Linked DNA regions of Homo sapiens: region 2 is linked to region 1. The links are chromatin contacts, found by Hi-C in ENCODE. All regions are on one chromosome and are shown on one strand. Each heading gives the region's core, a stretch centred on a gene start or an enhancer-like site at or near the end of the contact. The rest is flanking DNA. Distances are from core to core; before and after follow the strand shown.

Evidence for each region. Hi-C counts contacts between places; a loop is a spot of excess contacts on that map. Pooled maps may share reads with other maps.
Region 2: a pooled map shows a loop between it and region 1 (10-fold over the local background). The contact joins the promoter of GMFB here to the promoter of PELI2 in region 1. A Hi-C loop is called at or near these places in 7 of 50 pooled maps.

What each region holds. Positions count from the first base shown.
Region 1 is chr14:56,114,770-56,121,341 of GRCh38, forward strand. It overlaps PELI2 (pellino E3 ubiquitin protein ligase family member 2), which reads left to right and starts at 3,642. Exons shown (of 6, transcript NM_021255.3): 1 at 3,642-3,968. The coding sequence starts at 3,892. RefSeq lists an enhancer at 3,030-3,269 and silencers at 3,400-3,459, 3,500-3,759, 4,050-4,119.
Region 2 is chr14:54,486,390-54,492,961 of GRCh38, forward strand. GMFB (glia maturation factor beta) reads right to left here and starts at 2,591. Exons shown (of 7, transcript NM_004124.3): 1 at 2,536-2,591. The coding sequence starts at 2,538. RefSeq lists a silencer at 2,274-2,673.

The DNA of each region.
Region 1 (6,572 bases), core at 2,392-4,891:
TGTTGATACTTATAATGAAACAACAAAAATATTTTTGAAGTTTTAGTTACAAGAGAAAACTTCTGACAATACAATATTAAATTAAAAAGGCAGGATACACTTTAGAGAGGGTGATTACACATATGTCAAAAAATTAAAAATAAAAAATGAAGGAAATACACAAAAATGATAAATAGGGTTTTTTCTGGGTAATGAGATTATAGGTGATTTAAGACAATTTTTGAATCCTTTTTTTCGTATTTCTAAAACTTTTGACAAAGAGCTTATATTATTCTCAATCAGAAAACTACAAGAAGATAACAGCTTAAAAATGAAATGTAATCTAAAGTTGCATGAAAAAATATACTGTATCTTGCTCGGTTTGTCCAAACATATTCTTGAAAGTGTCTACTTGCTCTTTAGTCTTTCCAAACATAAACATGTAAGGTAGAATGTAGAATGACCAAAAATTAGATGCTTCATTCTAGAAATACTGAAAGGTATTTGACTGACTTTAGGTATGTTTAAAACAAACATACACTTTTTCACTAAATCTTTTGATTTTAACAAAACAGGAAGACACAATTGGGGAAAAGTCAAGATAAAGCCTTACATTATTTATTTGTATAGTAAGCATATGGCCTCTGGTAGCCCAAGAAATAGCACAGACTCCCTCTGGGATGATGTGGGCGGGTCATCCTCTTCAAGAGAGTGGTCTGGGGTGAGGGACATAAATGGAATGGCAAGCAGAGAGAGCAGGGAAGGGTCTGCCCTGGCAATCAAGTCAGCCAAGCCCACCCTGGCTCTTAGTGGGTTGGCAGATGGCACAGCCAGATTGTCCCACCAGCCTGGAGCAACTCACTAAAACAATTACATTCAAGAGAGGATAAATCCATGCTACAATCAGATTCTTAATATTAACTGGGGATGATGGGGTCATGTCCTAATTGGTTTAAGTTGTGAGCAAATAACTCTGATAAGAGATGCACAGAGAAAGTCACACGCTGGCTTCTTTAGGAACACAAGCCATCAACGCTCTGAGAAAATCAAGTTAACACCCCTCACCACTCTGCCATCCCCCCAGCCCTACCATTTGATACCATTTGAGAAGTGTTTTTACCTTTACTCATGTCTGTTTCCTTGAAATCAGAGAAAGCAACTGTGGGGACCTTGGGTACATAGAGTCTAGAAAAACAGACATAGTTTTGATGGGCTCATGCTGTGTTTCAAGAAAATTGAAAGTGTGAATGAGTTGCCAACAGTTAAAAATTGAGAGGTTTGGTGTAATCAGGATTTGAGGCTTTTAGAAAAATTACATCTAGCAAGAGTGAACTGTCATTGTCACATGGCAACAATCAGCTAGAGATGAGTGACAGATAAGCCCTGTAGACGGCACAGACCCTACCAATGTGCCACAGTCCTCACTCAGCCCATTTGCTCATTTGGATTTCCATGCCTGGTCCCTGTATGTATTCTTGACTGTGATCAATAGAATTGCTCTTACCAGTCAGAAGCTTTCAGGGCTCAGAGTGATTCACAGAGCTGATCTAGCCTTGAGCTGCCTAGGATAAAAAGCCTCCATTGACACAAAAACTCATTCACAACAACACTTCCTGTAAGTCAGTCTGATAAAGACAGACCTGATTAAGTACTATAAACATTCTCAAAGACATGTTGGGAGAGTAGAGAGACATGTCCCTCTGGAAGTCAGGGGTGCCACAGGCAGATAGCTAGACGGGGGGGCCTTGGAAGATTGGGATATCCTATGGGAAACTCTCAGCCTAGTGCTGGGAACTTAGTAGGAGGTTAATACATATTTCTTTCTATCTTCCTAAGAGCAGATGCGAAGCACAGCAAGGAGGAAATGCAGCCAGAACAGTATAATGCAATGCAACGCACACAGGCACAGCAGGCCAAGAGAGAAGGAAGGAGGTAATGGTAGCCTAGAGAGCAGAAGCAGCAACAGAGGAGGCCTAGAGAAGCTAGGGTGACAGAGGCAGGCATCATCGTAATCGTGACGGCGCAACTGCAGAATGATTCTGACAGATCTTTGATAGTCATACAATCTATGTGGTAAGTAGATGCACAGAGTACATGAAGACAACATTAATCCAGCAGAAATTTGAAAGAAATTTACATCAACACTGGGGAGGAGACATGATTTATCCCTTTAGTGAAGGAGTGCTGGTTAAAACTGTAACAGATTTTTTATTACATATAAAAAATATAGAGAATACGTAATATATGCAGAATAACTAATATTCATTTGAAATACAGAATTTCTATAGTTAGCTGAAATAAGTTAACTGTTTAATAAAGTTTATTTTTGGCTTACCAGTGGTGTGGCTTTAGTTACTTTGGAATAATTTATTTCTAAAACCTCAATTAAAAAAATCAGTTCCTAACTGAAGTAAAATTATCAGAAACATCATGTCACTACCGTAATAACCTGTCAGAGAATGTTACACAAGGGGTGCAGCACAGCGGAATGGAAGGTTACAGATGCAATTATTATTTTTTCTAGCCCTTTGCTTCGGGTCATAGCCAACCAGTCACTATACACAGGGTAGCTTCTGCAGTATTTATTTCTTTAAATATTTAACAGTGTTGAGAGGCAATGACTCGCAATAATATGTAGAGTTTCTAGCACATTATGAGTGCTTAATAAATGTTAGAACAATAAAATCCTGTATGATGAAAAACAGCAGTCAGTAAAACTATACAGTCTACGATATTTTAAAGCCATAGCAATAACTAGTTTAAAAAGAATAGAAAGCAAACAGTGCATTGATTAAATCACGGTCATAAAGGAACATTTACGTTCACTAAAAAGTCCACCCAGGTAATTTCCCCTTGTATGTATTAGGGGATGGAAAGAAGGCACAGGAAAAGTGGATAAAGTATGGATTAAAAAACAACTCTTCCCCCATCCCCCCGCCACCCCCCAAAAGCCAGGTGGAGCTCTATTGACCACAAGCCGGGGTAGCTACATCCAGTGCAACGGTGGGGTGCTCCAAGCGCCTTCGAAACGTCCTCTACGCCAGCACCAACTGGCAAAACCTTCTAATTTTCTAGACGCCTTTCTGCTTGGTTTTGGAAGGGGAGGCACCCAAGTGGGTGTGTGCGACACCTCTAGTTGTAAGCCGGGACACAGTGACGTCGAGAGAGCGCTATTCTACTCGGAGAGGAAGTTAATCCCATCGAACTCCAGCCAGGAAAACGTGGGCTTGGGAACCGCGGCCGCTCGTTTCCAGGATCTCCCGCGGGCCTTCGCGGCTGAAGAACCAGGCGGCGAGGGCTGAGGACCCCGCGCTCTAAGTTTGGGGAAGGAAGTGAGGAAAAAAAACAGAGCTGCTCCTTTAAGAACTTCCTTTCCCTTTTACTCTATGTTTACATAACACAGGGGCCGAGCCTCCGCCGGGCCGAGGGGGGCGGGGAGTGGGCGCGGACGGCCCCACGCGCCGGGGGAGGGGGCGCCCCGCGGGCCGGGGGCGGGCGCCTGGCTCTGCGTGGGGCGGGGCGGCTCCCACCTGCCCGCGCGCTGGCCCCCGCCTCCCCCGCGCGGCCCCAGCCTCTCGTGCGCCCGCTCCCTCCTCCTTCCCTCCCTCCCGCGGGGCTTCGGCGGCGGCGCTCAGCGCAGGCAGGTCCCCCTGCTGCCGGGTCCCATTTGTTGCCGGCTCTGACTCGGGGCGGCCGCGGCGCGCGGAGCTCCGGGGAGTCAGGCGGAGCAGCCGCGCAGCCACGACGGAGCAGCAGCGGGACTGGCCGCCCCGCGCCCCCTTCGCCGCCGTGCCCTTCCCCGGCGCGCTCACCCCGTTCTCGGGATGGGATTGTAGCGGCGGCGCGGACTCGGCGGGGATCGCGGCGGAGGCGGCGGCGTCGGCGGCGGCGTCGGCGGCCGAGCGGGGCTCCATGTTTTCCCCTGGCCAGGAGGAACACTGCGCCCCCAATAAGGAGCCAGTGAAATACGGGGAGCTGGTGGTGCTCGGGTGAGTCCTGGGGTCCCTGGTCCCGGGCAGCGGCGCGGGCGGGGAGCGCCCGCATCCTGGAGCGGGGCTGGCGGGGTGGCTCGGTGCTCTTTGGGGACCGCCGGGGCGCTCGGGGCGGCAGGAGAGGCTCTCAGGGCCCGGACGGCGGCGCGGGGGCGGGATGCGCCCCATCGGCGCGCGCTCGGGGTGCTGCGGCGGACGCCGGGCTGCGCTGTCCGCGCGGAGGACGCGGCGGAGGAAGTGGCCAGAACTCGGGCGACCCAGCGGGGGCAGCGCCGGGCACCGGGTCCGCGGCCGTATCGTGGGGGCGGGGGCAGGGGCTCCACTTCCCGCGCGCCGCGTCCGGGCCGGGGAGGGCGGGCAGGGACTCCATGTGAGGCGCCGCGGTCGCGGGCGCTTCGCGGGGTCGCTTCCCGAAGCTGAGAGGCCGGCCGGCGCGGAGCCCCGTCTTCCCACCTCCCTCGCGGACCGTGGTACCCGCGCCCCCGAACTCCGAGCGCGGCGCCGTGAGCTTGGGCCGCCGCGGGCTGTGGGATCCCCGGCTGCGCTTTGCAAATTGTTCCGATGACCGCCGCGGGCCGCCGCAGCCCGAGAGCAGTGAACTGTGTGTGACCCGGGCCGGCCGGCCCTCCGCTTCTCCCCGCTTGGAGTGCTCTGGAGGGGAGGGACAGGATGCGGCTGCTCGGGGCCTGGCACCGGGGCGCGGGCCGTATCCCCCCGGTCCCGGCCTCGCTGATGCCCTCCCGGCTGCGGGGAGCTCGCCAGCCTCGCCCGCCTCGGCTCCCTCTCTGCTGGTGAAAGCCGCATCTTGAAGATAGTAATTATGTACAATCGTTAAACGGCAGCAATTAGAGACTTCATCTACTTCCTGAGTTTCCTTGTGACATTTCTATTGTTTACCCTTAATAAGCCAGGAGAGAGGCTTTGCGGGCTTAAAACTGGATATAGTGGGCAGTGAAAGGGGAGGGGGAAGGGGGAAGTGCAGGAAACTGGGGGGAAGGAACAACTTGGGTTTAGTGTTGAAGAAAGGATTATTTTTTCCTTTGGATGTGTCGCTCTGGGAACCCGCGCTTTTGTCCTTCTGCGTTGAAAGACCTGTATTCAGAACATCCTCGGCGCTGATAGGTAGGCTTAGCACACATATGAGGAGTCATGGCTGTGGGAAGACTCAGGGAACTTTGCAAAACGTGTTTTGATAAGTGAGTGCCTTGAAGTAAGTGCTGACTTAAAAATAATTTAAAGAGAGGAGTTTTTGAGGGAAGCTTCCAGACACCGCACAACTCAAAGCTTCCCAGTCTTCCTGACTTTGTTGCTAGTGCATTAAGTGGGGGTGGTATTGGAAATCTCATTACCTATTTTGAAGCTGTTTGCAGATAAGTGTTTTTCTCACCTACATCTTAATTGCACTTCAAAGACAAATATCAGGGTTCACAGGAAGGCGGGAGGAATGACAGGAGAAAAGCCGCAGTTTAGTCTGTCTTATGTAACTTCAGCCCAACCTAATCTTGTGGAGTTTGGTTTTGTTTGTGTGGCTGGCTTCAGTGTGTTTAACACTGTGAACTTGACGCGGAAGATTAACGTATGCCAGAACTTTATTTCATTATTTCCTTTTGAGGAAATCATTGTTGAGATGTTTCAGAAAAGCAGCGAGTGGGCCTGGAGAGGTTTTGTGTTCATAGCTGGAAGTGCAGGGCATTCCGAAGCCACGGAAAGGATTGAAACCCTGGATTGTCCTAGTATCATAGTCTCACTCCACAGGAGCCCGGGATATAACGTTGCAGTTGCATATGGTCTGCCCTTTGCTAATGCTTTTCCAGGAGACCAAAGTATGACATAGTTGGCACTTAGGGGGCGAGACACTCAACCGTCGTTTGTGTACCTACTCTGTGCCTGTGCTGTTTAGGCATTGCTGATGCAGTGAGAACAGGGAACTTTCCTTTTAGAGTGGAGTGACAGGCATAAACAGAAAGAAACATGCAAATAGAGGAGTAATAAGTGACAATTTCAGGTGCAGCCAAGTTCTGAAGAGGAGTTGATAAACTTGGAGAGTGACTGCTTAGGTGGGTATTGGTTTCTTCGGCTGGAAGGTGAGGGAAGTTCTCTCTGAGGAGGTGAAATGTGAGTAGAGGATGCTAGTCTGGTTTTTGAATACTTGAATTGTGGTATTTTTCTTTTTTCGAGGGTAGGTTTCTGACTGTTTACCAATGTTGAACACATTGAAGAGTGCAGGTGAAAGAGTGACTAGGTAGGAAGATTTTTAGAGAGAACCTTATTCATATTCCACCCTTAGGATTTGAGACAGTGTACTTCATCTTAAAACAACAATAACATTCACATAGAATTAATATCATCTTTATGATATTATCTTTATGTCCTCTGGGGTATAAATATTGGAAAACAGAAAATTTCAAGTAGATTTTCTGAATAATGAGATGATTCCTGAGATCTAAAAATGCCTAATATTTGGTATTGATAGAAGCTTTGCTTGTCAAATTCAGTGCTTTTTTTTTTTTTAATGGTTATGTGACTGTCCTTTTTGCTCACTTTCGAATGTCATAGTGAAACATTACTAGGAAATCCTGGAGAGCAGAATGAAGAGCTGAT
Region 2 (6,572 bases), core at 1,341-3,840, 1.6 Mb before region 1:
GACATTGGTCTGGGCAAAGATTTTTTTGAGTAAGACCTCAAAAGCACAGACAACTAAAGCAAAATAGACAAATGAGATCATATCAAGCTAAAAAGCTTCTGAGAGGAAAGAAAACAACGAGTGAAGAGACAACCTACAGAATGGGAGAAAATATCTGCAAATTCTCCACTCAACAAAGGATTAATAATCAGAATATACAAGGATCTCAAACAACTCAATAGCAAAAAATTCCCATTTAGTCCTAATAATAGTTAACATGTATCAGACCCTATGAGAGAAACACTGTTATATCCTTTACATAGATTTCCTTTTATGTTCAAAACAATCTCACGAAACAGATACTATTATTACTCCCATTTTGCAAGAAACTAAGGTTTAGAGAGGTTAAGTATCTTTCCCCAATTACATAGCTAGTGGAGCCAGGATTCAACCCAGGCAGCCTATCTTAACTCACTCTCTTAACCACTACAAAGGAGGTGGTGACAGATTGGATATTGGGGGTGGGGGTGGGGTGTGAGTAAGCAAAAAAAAGGGTTACCAGATATACTAGGCTTCTGGCTGGTATAACAGATTGTCTTGTATAACAGACAGAAGACTAGGTTTGAGGAGAAAGGGCATGAGTTCTACTTTGGACAAACTGAGGTGGCTTTGAGGAGACCAAGTGGAGGAAAAGCTTCCCAGGGGAATGGTAACTAAATATTGAAATATTAATATATAGATCTGGGGTCAGGCGCGGTAGCTCACGTCTGTAATCTCAACACTTTGGGAGGCCGGGGCAGGTGGATCACTTGAGGTCAGGAGATCGAGACCATCCTGGCTAACATGGTGAAACCCCGTCTCTACTAAAAATACAAAATTAGGGCCGGGCGCGGTGGCTCACGCCTGTAATCCCAGCACTTTGGGAGGCCGAGGCAGGTGGATCACGAGGTCAGGAGATCGAGACCATCCTGGCTAACACGGTGAAACCCCGTCTGTACTAAAAATACAAAAACAAAATTAGCCGGGTGTGGTGGCGGGAGCCTGTAGTCCCAGCTACTCGGGAGGCTGAGGCGGGAGAACGAACGGCGTGAACCAGGGAGGCGGAGCTTGCAGTGAGCGGAGATCGCGCCACTGCACTCCAACCAACGCGACAGAGCGAGACTCCATCTCAAAACAAACAAACAAAAAAACAAAATTAGCCGGGCGTGGTGGCACATGCCTGTAATCCCAGCTACTTGGGAGGCTGAGGCAGGAGAACTGCTTGAACCTGGGAGGCGGAGGTTGCAATGGGCCGAGATCCCGCCATTGCACTCCAGCCTGGGCCACAAGAGTGAAACTCCGACTCAAAGAAAAAAAAGTACATACAGATCTGGATTGGATCTCAGAAGCAAGGTCTTCTGAGCTGTAAATTCACAAGTCATCTGAATATAGATGGTAACTGAAGCCATAGTTTAGGATGAAGAATACAGAATGGAAAATGAAGGATTAGGATGAAACCTGGGACTCCTTCGAGCATTGTCCAGGGAAAGGAGAATAGTCTGAAAGGGAAACAGATGGACCAATAGGAGAAGTAGGAGGAGCTCTGTATCCCAGAAGCCAAAGGGGAAGAATGAAGGAAGAGAATGCTTCAAAAACAAGAGAGTATAACACTCTGGAATGCAGCTAAAAGGTCAGAGAAGACGAAAACTGAAAAGAATCCATTCGATTCAGTGACCATGACAAGATCTATTCGATGAAAGTGGGCTGAGAATTGAGTGGATGGTCACAGAGAGCAGTGTTTTGTTGTTTCTAATGAAATTTACCCATATTTTAAAACCTAATGGGATGGATCCAAAAGATCCTTGATGGCGATTTATTTAATTTTCCACTTTATTTTTATGCTTGGGGTCCATCCCATGTAAGAACAGAAGCCACAGCCCCCAGAACCAACAAAACTAAAGTTATTGACAATTACTTTAAGGCCCAGTGCCAAAGCTTTGGGTCGAAAGGTTTCCAACTGCCATAGGAAAGCAAAGATAAGGAGAAATCCTCTGTAGGAAGCTAGGGAAAGGAGCAGAGAGAAAGAAGCTAAGGTGAGGCCGAGAGAATTCAATCGGAATTCGAGTCCTCCCCCAAAACGCCGCCAGGTGGAAGATGCTCGGGGCCCACCAACCCCTGGAACCTGGCCACGGCCCTGGCAGGGAAAGCAGGAATTGAGGGAGCCCTCCGATGGGGCAGACCCCTTTCCCTCCAACCTACAGCTCAGAAGCTGAAGCCCTCCAACCAGAAGGACCTGGCGTGGGGCCTCCCCAACCCCCCTGCTCGTGGCCGCACCCTAGTCCCATGGCCCGCTGGGCGGGTCCACCCCGGGCCCAGCTGGAAGATGCTGCCCTGAGGCGTGGTGGCGGCGGCAGAGGCCAAGTACTCTAGCTATGGGCACTGGCCAGCTGCTGGGAGCGGAAGCGGCCGCCGAGCCCTCCTGGGCGCTGCCCGCCGCCGCCGGCTCCGGAAACCGGGAAAACCCGGCTGGCCGGCTCGCCCAGCCCTCCGGCCCCCGCCCTCCCAGCGGCAACTCACCATTTTCCTTCCGGCCGTCAGCGGCCTGTCGCCTACACTCGGGCGCCTTTAAGAATGGCACGGCGGCCGCCTCCCTTCCTGCCCCGGCGCCTGGCCCAGTCGCCCCCACCTATCAACGCGGCCTCAGCGGGCCGGCACGTGATGGCGGACGGCAAAAGGCGCGGCTCAAAATTAGACAGAATGCGATCGCCTGATTTTTTTTTTTTTTTTTTTTTTTTTTTTTTTCTTTTCCCTGCTCCCTCTAGAGGAGGACGCTCTGCCTGGCTGCAAGTGAGAAACAAACCCAAGGTGCATACTTAAAAGTCATGCCAGTTCTCCGGACCTTTTTCGCAGTCTTCAAGCTCTGAGAGCATGTTAATGGTGACATCAATGTTTTCAATGGTAAATGTGTGTACTGACCGCAGCCTACCTTCCAAATTTGATCTCCCTCAAATCTAGGCACACCTCCTTTCCTCCCACCCTCTCCAGAACCCCACTTCTGACCACGGCTGCCTTCCAGGACTTGGTTAATCAATCTCTCTCTCTCTCTCTCTCTCTTTCTCTCTCTCTCCCTCCCCCTTTCCCTCTCTCTCTTACACACATTTCTTCTCTCTCACACACACACACATTTCTTCTCTCTTCTCTCACACACACACATTTCTTCTCTCTCTCTCTCGTCTCGCTCTGTTGCCCAGGCTGGAATGCAGTAGCACGATTATAGCTCACAGCAGCCTCAAACTCCTGGGTTCAAGCAATCCTCCTACCTCAGCCTCCCCAGTAGCTGGGACTACAGCCGTGTGCCACCACACACCCGGCTAATTTTTAAATTTTTTTGTAGAGATAGAGTCTCCCTATATTGCCCAAGCTGGTCTTGAACTCCTGGCCACAAACAGTCTTCCTGTGTGCCTCCCAAAGCGCTGGGATCACAGGCGTCAGCCACCATGCCCAGCCTCTTTTCTCCATACAAGTTATTTATTGAAGTATGAATGAATGATGATTGGTGTTTCAATGAGCACTCTTATGGGCCACTGCCTAAGTAAACATCAAGAAGTCTCTGTACCAGATGCAGACTTAGTGGAACAAGTCCAGTTTTGAATGCATGAAGAAAGTGGTTTGGGAGAAGTAAAGTTTAGGCTCTAGGATTCAACAGGTACCTTCAATAAAACAAACTGCCTGGGGCAGTACCTCATTTTGTTATGACCATGGGTTCTTGGTCTCTCAATGCAAATTGACCTGAGGCCAAAAGAGTTTCTCCAGGCAAGGCTTCATTGGAGCTTATGCCGGAGCATAAGGGAGGCAGCATAAGAGAATGAGAGAATTCCCTGACTGACTCTCCTAAAAGAGCACAACAAATTAGGGGTAGTTTATGCAGGTCAGCATTATCTGTTTGCCAGGGTTGTCTTGAGTAATGGGCCACCCAATGGTCTGGTTTGCGGCAACAAGGCTGTGAATCAATTGTTCAACATTCCTCTCCAAGGTGGGACACTCTCAACCTTGGTTATCTCCTAAGGCCAGTCATTGGAATTCTTTAAATAAAAGGACTATTAGCAGTAAGGTAGTGGTGTGGGTTTGTCATGAGTGGAAATGCATGAAAAAAATGCTCTAGTGTGGGTGAGCTGAAGCCAAGCCCCATTTCTACTGTTTTTCATTTCCCCTTATAAGATTTTACCTTCCTTATTCTTAAGGAGAAAGGGCCAAAGATCTTATCTTCTAAAGCTACTTCCTGCTGAACAGGGTTGTCATCCCTGCTTAACCCCGGGGGGCATGGAAATCTCTCACCGACTGTTCTACAGACTTGAAGGGACTTGGAATAGTTGAAGCCTGGAAGACATAAACTTTAACAACTGTACCCCTATTGAATATAACAAATAATTATTTTAAAAGCCAAATAGCACCCAGTGATAACTAATAAAATGCTTAAGCTCAGTTTAATAATGATTGTAGGAAGAGATTAGATGCCATTTGGAATCTAAGTGAATAGTCTCCTGTTGTCTGAAATATAAGGCAACAGACTTTTAATAAGAGGCATTTCTATGGAAACAGAAGAAAAACAAACGTTAATGGTTGGTATAATCTATCCAGATGTTAGACTCAAAGCATCTTTAGTTACAGAGGAGGAAGGCAGTGGCAATGTGACATGTTCTTCTTGCTTGTATCACAAGAAATAAGCTTCAGCTTGCAGGGCCTCAGAAAAAAAGGTAGTAGGAATTCTATTGAGTATAAGTCAGAAAAATGGGAGAAAAATTTGAAAACATTATTTTGGAGACTTGTAGCCCAGAAAGGTTTTAAGATCAAATCCAAATTGTAGAAAATAATATTTTATTTTTATTTATTTTTTGAGACAGAGTCTCACTCTGTCGCCCAGACTGGAGTGCAGTGGCTTGATCTCAGTTCACTGCAGCCTCCACTTCCCATGTTCAAGCGACTCTCATGCCTCAGCCTCCCAAGTAGCTGGGACTACAGGTGTATGCCACCATACCTGTCTAATTTTTTTTGTATTTTTAGTAGAGAAGGGGTTTCACCATGTTGGCCAGGTTGATCTTGAACTCCTGACCTTAGTGATCTGCCCACCTCAGCCTCCCAAAGTGCTGGGATTAGACGCATGAGCCACCACACCCAGCAGAAAATAATATTTTAAAAATACTCAAACACAACAGACAAGACTAGAGTCTACCAGCAGGTGTATTATAATATTTCTCTCTCCAGTCTCTCATTTTTATCAGAGACGAATCAAGGTAGGACCAATTTGTAAAATAAGTTTTAGTTTTATTATACTTGGCCTTATTATGTGTATAAAGTGCAGCAAGAATAATTATCTTTTAAATTGGCTTTGTTGGAACTTTTTCCATAAGGAATCTCAGATGAGACTTTTTAAAGCCTTGAGCAGGCTGGGCTGCAAATACCTGTATAAACTGGGTGAATTCCTCTCCTCTGGACATCCCAGGATAACTTGGAGCTTCTGGGCCTGTTAGAAAGTGACATTCTTGGATGAGTGCAGTGGCTCACACTTGTAATCCCAGCACTTTGGGAGGCCAAGGCGGGCAGATCACTTGAGCCCAGGAATTCGAGACCAGCATGGGCAACATGGTGAAACCCTGTCTCTACAAAAATTACAAAAAAATAGTGGGGCATGGTGGTGTGCACCTGTGGTCCCAGATACTCAGGAGGCTGAAGTGGGAGAATTGCATAAGCCTGGGAGGTGGAGGTTGCAGTGACTGGGTGACAGAGTAAGACCCTGTCTCAAAATAAATAAATATAATAAAAAATAAAAAGAAAGTGACATTCTGTACATACCACAGATTGGGAACTCTGTATAGGGACTGCATAGACTATGAGGCCAGTTTTCCTAAAGGACTCTTATGGGCTCTATAAGTCAACTTTGATTCCCTAGTCTATTTATATTTGAAAGCATGTCATTTCAGTGAAAGCCTTGGTAAAATAACCAGTGTTTCCAATTGTGTTCTGTTATCAAAGAAACAGATTCTTATTGCAATTATGCAAATAATTATGCAAATAACTGTATTGCCATAAGTTAAGAATACTCAGGAATAGTTTCCAAATTCTGGAGAAGTCAGATAGAAAGAAATATGCTCGGGCGTGGTGGCAGGCACCCATAGTCCCAGCTACTGGGGAGGCTGAGGCAGGAGAATGGTGTGAACCTGGGAGGTGGGGCTTGCAGTGAGCAGAGATTGTGCCACTGCACTCCAGCCTGGGTGACAGAGCGATACTCCATCTCAAAAAAAAAAAAAAAAAAAGAAATATGCTTCAATTTTTGTTCACAGGATTATACCTTACTCAATTGTTAAAAGCCGTAAAAAGCTCAAAAGAAAAAAAAAGTTTTCTTGACTCCAAAAATCAAAAGGATCAGCAACAGTTCAAGCAAAAAGTCATAAAATGATTGTTTTAATCTTTTATTAGTTCAGTCCACGTAATTAACTTCTGCTCTTGATATTTGACACCTTAGCTCTCCAAGAGAGCCCTGGAAGTTTTTCCCTCTATTCTAATGACCCACTCTCCAAAGTGATCAGAGAACTATATTTAAGAGTATCCAGTCTTAT